Regions from separate parts of the Homo sapiens genome. Here region 1 is linked to region 2. A link is a contact called in ENCODE Hi-C or POLR2A ChIA-PET data. All regions are on one chromosome and are shown on one strand. Each heading gives the region's core, a stretch centred on a gene start or an enhancer-like site at or near the end of the contact. The rest is flanking DNA. Distances are from core to core; before and after follow the strand shown.

Region 1 (3,691 bases), core at 1,019-3,518, 410 kb after region 2:
ACTAAAAATACAAAAATTAACTGAATGTGGTGGCATGCGACTGTAATCCCAGCTACTAGGGAGGCTGAGGCAGGAGAATCGCTTGAGCCTGGGAGGCGGAGGTTGCAGTGAGCCGAGATTGCGCCACTGCACTCCAGCCTGGGTGACAAGAGCGAGAATCCGTCTCAAAAAAAAAAGAAAAAAGAAGCGATTGGCTGGCTTGGGAGGTGGGTGTTTTAAATGCTGCGTTGCAGGATCTGTAGTCCTCTGGCTGATGAGTAAATTGGAAAACAGTTTGGCCACATGTATCAAGAGCCTTTGAAATGTTTCTGCTTCCTGGTGCTGTAATCCCCGTTCCTGGAAGCTCTCTCTTAAGAATAATCTAAGAGATGGACCAAGTGTAATGGCTGCCTGTGGCATGCAGAAAGCGCAAGTTGCAGGTATGTGTGTAACTCTATTTCTAGAGCTATAGACGGACAGAGTGGGAAGGGGGGATTCTGGCCGCAACCAGGTGCACTGACTCCAGAAGGATCCACGCTCTGCACAGATGAGCCGGGTTTATGAAGGGATCCCAGCCACCCTCAGTTGCTGGGCACCCCCACCTCCTTCTATCTTTATCTACCTACCCCGTGATGTCCTTCGTCTGGATGACGGTATCAAATCGTGGTTAGGCACATGGGCGTTGCAGTCGGACATCCTGGGGCTTGAATTCCAGCTCTGCCACTGACCCTGACCTCCAGTGCAGGTTACTGAACCCGCCTGAGCCTCAGTTTATCTTCAAATGGGGATAATCGTGCCTAAACGTCGAGTACAAAATGCTTCCCATAGACTGAGCTCCAATACACAGTCCCTACTGCTATCAGAAAAAAACACACAGTGGCGTGGAGAAGAAAACTCACTTTCAGAAAGCAAGGATGACACACCAGAGGGCAAGTTTGTTTTAAAATGGAAAGTTCTTGAGAGCAGGGGGTGTGTGTTTTCCAGGAGGAGGCTGTGGGTGCTTCCCAGTGTAAGTAAACAATGGCAGGAATCTGGGGAAATGCCTCGGTGAGCACTTACTACCCGTGGGTGCTTTCTATTCTCCCCCTGGTTTAGTCCCGTCTAGTCCCACAGGTGAGGAAACTGAGGCTGGGAGCCGGGACAGCATCCTCGGGCTCACACATCTGGTGAGCAGCACAGCAAGCTCTGAGCTCAGATCTGAGCAATCACCCAGCCCACATGCTGATCAGTGTAGTCCCGCTGCCTCTAATGGGTGGTTTCCTCAACACTGTTACTAATGAAAACTCTTTCAGGGTGCCACTGGCCAAAGTAGGAATGAGCAAATGGAAAAGGGAGACAATGAGGGCTCTGAGGCTCTGCGAGGTGGGTGCTCCCATCACACCACCCAATCAGGATGCGAACCACTTGCTGATTCACACACACGCAGACAATGGGGAATTATGAAGCCTTGTAAAAACAGCAGAAACACCCAACAGACCCTCCATTTTTTCTCTAGTTAGCCCCAGCCTCCAAAACTAGGGCAAAAGCCTAAGCTTTGCTGAGTCACAATCATTTATCAAGGTAATTTGTAGGCACAGCACTCGAGATGCTATGCAATTTTTACCCCATTCAACAAATGCAGGACAACCTGCCGGGGAAGATTAGTCCTTCCTAAGTAACAAGAAGGACTCTAAATTCTCAGATTCTGGGTTATTAAGAATAAGAAGAGGCTGTGCAAACTAGACCACAGCGTGCAGAGAGGAGATGTGTGAAGAGACTTAACTTTCCTCCCTACCCACAGCCACAACTAGGGAACCACATTCAATCTAATTGGGTGTTTTTGGCAGTCTGGCTGTTGCCTGCCCTCCAAGGCCTGCCAGGAACCAAGAATCCACCACCCAGGCTTAGACACCTGCAAGGGCACTTGGGTGGAAGAATCCTGTCCCCCTACCCTTCCTCCTGCAGGAAGAGGACAGCATCAAAAGGCGGGTAGCTGGTTCTCTGGTTGTTATTGGAAATATAGGAAGACGTGTCCATGGAAAAGTTGCATGGGCCTGGCACAGGTGCCTAAGGCTTCCCTTTGCTCAAGTCCACACTTGCACACACAGGTAAGGCTCCCTGGCTTCAAGTTTCTGATTTACCATTTTCCTATGTTTTCAAGCTTAAAAAAAATCACCGTGAGGATTCACTCTTTACTTATGAAACATACTTAAGTTCCCCACCTCACCCTCTAAAACAGAAAAAAAAGGGTGCTTATTTGTTGTCCTTTTTTGACAAGAATTATCTGTCTAAAACTTTTTTTTTTTAACTTTTTTTTTTTTTTTTTTGGTCAGCCAGGCTGGAATGCAGTGGTATGATCTTGGCTCACTGCAACCTCCGCCTCCTGGGTTCAAGTGATTCTCCTGCCTCAGCCTCCCAAGTAGCTGGGATTACAAGCATGCGCCACCACGCCTGGCTAATTTTTGTGTTTTTAGTAGAGACAGGGATTTGCTATGTTGGTTGGCCAGGCTGGTCTCGAACTCCTGACCTTAAGTGATCTGCCCGCCTCGGCCTCCCAAAGTGCTGAGATTACAGGCGTGAGCCAGTCTAAAAAGATTTCCATTTAAAAAGACCCTCAACTTGAACATGTAGCGTTCTCACCAGGCCCAGTCAGCATCAAGCTTTCTCAAGTTCAAGTTCACAGCATGACTAGAAAAAGCAGGCAACTGAAGACAAACGGAACTGCTGTTTGCAGGATCAGGCAACTTGGAGGAGAGGATGGCGCACAACCAGGGGAAACATGATCTGGCCTTCAGGTGTCCTATTTCCCCTCCTCGGCAAAAATCAGACACATTGATTTACTCCATGAATCATTTGGGGGAAAAAGATTTCAGCTGAACTCATGAGATTTTTTAAAAAGTAGCGAAAAAGATTGAACTATTTTTAATACTCACTGGTTTCCCAGGTCTGGAGAGGGTGGTTTGGCCTCGCCTCAGCAGTAACCAAGTGTCATAGCATTTTCTTTTCAACGTCAAGAGGAGTGTTGCAAAATAGTCCAAGTGGGAACACACAGGAACCGTGAGACTCTCTTGGTGTTGCTGTTCAGTAATAATGATGCACACTTTAAAAACACACGCACTCGGCCGGGCACTGTGGCTCAGGCCTGTAATCCCAGCACTTTGGGAGGCCAAGGCTGGTGGATCACGAGGTCAGGAGTTCGAGACCAGCCTGGCCAATATGGTGAAACCCTGTCTCTACTGAAAATACAAAAATTAGCCGGGCGTGGTGGCACATGCCTGTAATCCCAGCTACTCGGGAGGCTAAGGCAGGAGATCGCTTGAACCTGGGAGATGGAGGTTGCAGTGAGCTGAGATTGTGCCACTGCACTCCAGCCTGGGTGATAGAGCGAGACTCCATCTCAAAAACAAACAAACAAAAAACAACAAAACAAAACCACACACACACTCGGGCTGGGCGCGGTGGCTCACGCCTGTAATCCCACTACTTTGGGAGGCCAAGGTGGGTGGATCACTTGAGGGCGGGAGTTCGAGACCAGCCTGGCCAACACAGCCAAACCGCGTCTTTACTAAAAAGTACAAAAATTAGCTGGGCATGGTGGCGGACACCTGTAATCCCAGCTACTTGGGAGGTTGAGGCAGGAGAATTGCTTGGACCCAGGAAGTGGAGGTTGCAGTGAGCTGAGATCATGCCACTGCACTCCAGCCTAGGCAACAGAGTGAGACTGCATCTCAAA
Region 2 (3,452 bases), core at 242-2,741:
ACATGGGCAACATGGTGAGACTCTTGTCTCAAAAAGAAAAAAAAAAGCCAGGCGCAGTGGCTCACGCCTGTAATCTCAGCACTTTGGGAGGCCAAGACAGGTGGATCACCTGAGGTCAGGAGTTCGAGACCAGCCTGGCCAACATGGTGAAACCCCGTCTCTACTAAAAATGCAAAAAAGAAAAAAAGAAAATTAGCCGGGCATGGTGGTGGGTGCCTGTAATCCCAGCTACTCAGGAGGCTGAGGCAGGGAGAATTGCTTGAACCCAGAAGGCGGAGGTTGTAGTGAGCTGAGATCGTGCCACTGCACTCCAGCCTGGCGACAGGGCAAGACTCCATCTCAAAAAAATAAAAAATAAAAAACTCTCAGTTCGGTGTCTAACATCTCTTTTCCTTGCTATTCTCATCCCCCAACACCTCCACACTCCCCACACCCTGCCTCTTTTTTTGTTTAAATAGAAAGTACATCTTGGGGCTCAGAGTGAAGGACAGTTATCGAGGCTAGCTAGGATTTCATACTATTGTTTGGTTTTCTGAGTGTTTAATCCCTTTCAAATAACATTTGCGGCTCTACATGTCTGGTAGTAATATAAAGTTTCCCTGGGAAAGAAATGTAAGTGTAAGTGTATTGCTTTAAAGGGAAACAGCCACAATGCAAGTGAAATGAAACAAAAGGCTTGGAGGTGTCTCTGCATGGCTGAAGTTTGGAAACGAATGCACACAGGCATGCACATTCATCCGTGGGACTATCCGCTTAGAGTTCTGTTTGACCAGTGCCTTGTGCAAGGCAATTCAGCAAAGAGAACTTTATTTTCCTCTCTTCCCCAAATAATTCAGGCCTGTGCTGTTAAGTCCTACCTCCTCATCTCTTCCCCTTCCTCCTCTCCCTGCATCCACCTTTAGGAGTTATCATTACTCAGAAAGAGACCAAGAAATATAGGGGACCTGGGACTCCATGAGACCGGATGTGGAAAGCCCCTCAACACACCGGCAGGAAATACCTGCAGCCGTATTCCTAGCCGAATCCTGAAATTGCAGACAAATTTTGCGCTTTTCTGGAAGGAAGTCTCGCTATCATTCATCAAGTTCTGAAAGGGCCCCGAGAAGAGTTCGAAACTACTGGGCTGGAGGTGGCACCAGGAATGGATCGTTGCCCTGGAGTTCTGACCCTTGGTTTTCTGCCGCACACAGCTGATCGGTTAATAATGCAGCAACTTAATAATTAAAATGAGACTGTGTGATCCTTAAAGATGCAGGCTCACTCCCTCCTGTCTTCACTTGAAGAAGGCTGTTGCCACCAAAATCAGTGGGCTTTCCCAGAAGGTTCTGTACTTACCTGTGCTTACAGGTAAACACAGAGAACAGTCTGCTTTTCTCTCCGGGTCTCCTCCACACTTGGAGCTTATGCATCCAGAGACTAGGCTGGCTGGTTCATCTTTTGCCTTCACAATCCTTCATGTTTAATTGCGTCTACTTCTGCCTCTACCCTATCTAACTTCTCCAAAATATTTCTTGTCAGTACCCCAGGATCAAGATGGGTGGACCCACTGCTCTGTTTGTAAGCTGGGAGGCAGGAAGTTTGGCTTGGCTGTGTGACTGTAAACAAGTTACTTCACTTCTCTGACTCATAGGAATGCTGTTAAATTTAGATCAAATGAAGGAACAGATGTGGGAGCTCTGTAGAAAGTTAGAAGAGTCATCTCGGATGTGAAAGCTCTATTTAGAGAGCAGCAATCAAGTCACCATCTGACCAATAACACCTAGAAGACCCTGGAATAAGGCTCCTCCCAGTCAGAAAAAAAAAAATGACATGGAACTTGCAACTTTTGCAGTGGTTTTAAATATGATTTTTTTTAGGTGGGTCCCACTCAATTCTCCAAGGCATAGTAGATAACCCTCCATCAGTAACTATCGATGATGGATATTTGTGGTCCTTTCATACCTCCCTTAAAGGACTCTGACCTAGGCTGGGCGCGGTGGCTCACGCCTGTAATCCCAGTACTTTGGGAGCCTGAAGTGGGTGGATCACCTGAGGTCGGGAGTTCGAGACCAGCCTGAGCAACATGGAGAAACGCTGTCTCTACTAAAAATACAAAAATTAGCCAGGAGTGGCGGCGCATGCCTGTAATCCCAGGTACTCGGGAGGCTGAGGCAGGAGAATGGCTTGAACCCAGGAGGCGGAGGTTGCGGCGAGCCGAGATCACACCACTGCACTCCATCGTGGGTAACAAGAGGGAAACTCTGCCTCAAAAAAAAAAAAAAAAAAAAAAAAAAGACCCTGACCTATTCCCAGGCCGTATGGTGGTTGGGATGGTATTGATTGGCTCCAGATGTGAACATGTGATTCAGAATTGGCCAATTAGATCATCACATTCCCTTCATCATAAGCAATTGGTTTAACTCTGAGTATGTCATTTAGTTTAGGCCAATGAGATGCAACAAGACTTTTACAAGCATTTCTGAGATGTAATCATATTCCTTTCAAATAGAACCTAGCTTGATATTGGGCCAAAGCTGCTGCAGTCTTCTTCTTTTTTTTTTTTTTTTTTGAGACGGAGTCTCGCTCTGTTGCCCAGGCTGGAGTGCAGTGGAGCAATCTCGGCTCACTACAAGCTCCACCTCCCGGGTTCACACCATTCTCCTGCGTCAGCCTCCCAAGTAGCTGGGACTACAGGCGCCCGCCACCACACCCGGCTAATTTTTTGTATTTTTAATAGAGACGGGGTTTCACCATGTTAGCCAGGATGGTCTCGATCTCCTGACCTTGTGATCCGCCCCCCTCGGCCTCCCAAAATGCTGGGATTACAGGCGTGAGCCACCGCGCCCGGCCTGCTGCAGTCTTCTTAACAGCAGAAAGAGAGAATTGGAGAATGGCCTGCAGCAAAAACTGGAACAAGAGATGAATGGAAACAGAGTTGTGATTTTATTACTTGAGCTCTGGAATCCAGTTGTGCCTGAATTATTGAGCTTTTTCATTATATGAAATGTAAATTGTGTTTGTTCGTGTGAAACCTCTATGGTATGAGTTTTGTGTCCCTTGCAACGAAAAGAGAACTGACTGACTACAGTATATATATATATATATATATATATATATATATATATATATATATATGTATATATGTGTGTGTGTGTGTGTATTTGTGTGTGTGTGTGTGTGTGTATATATATATATATATATATATATTTTTTTTTTTTTTTTTTTTTTTGAGACAGGGTCTCTCTCTTTCTCCCGGGCTAGAGTGCACTGTGTGATCACAGCTCACTGCAACCTCCTCAAACTCCTGGGTTCAAGTGATCCTCCTGCCTCAGCCTCTAAGTAGCTGGGACAATAGGCATGTGCTACCATGTCTGGCTAATTTTTTAAAAACTTTTCTATAGAAATGGGTTCTTGCTATGTTGCCCAGATTGGTCTTGAACTCAAGGCCCCAAGCAATCCTCCTGCCTCGACCT

Evidence for each region. Hi-C counts contacts between places; a loop is a spot of excess contacts on that map. ChIA-PET counts read pairs that join two places held with the same protein, here RNA polymerase II (POLR2A).
Region 1: a loop to region 2 is called in a map of chondrocyte, with 3 times the contacts of the local background. The contact joins the promoter of LINC03107 here to the promoter of LINC02185 in region 2. A Hi-C loop is called at or near these places in 1 of 168 maps with a recorded cell type or tissue (chondrocyte). POLR2A ChIA-PET finds 5 or more read pairs at or near these places in 1 of 52 experiments (GM12878).

The regions. Positions count from the first base shown.
Region 1 is chr16:14,426,453-14,430,143 of GRCh38, forward strand. LINC03107 (long intergenic non-protein coding RNA 3107) reads right to left here and starts at 2,269. Exons shown (of 2, transcript XR_007065002.1): 1 at 1-2,269.
Region 2 is chr16:14,014,527-14,017,978 of GRCh38, forward strand. It overlaps LINC02185 (long intergenic non-protein coding RNA 2185), which reads right to left and starts at 1,492. Exons shown (of 3, transcript NR_110909.1): 1 at 1,336-1,492. It also overlaps a transcript of MRTFB not described here.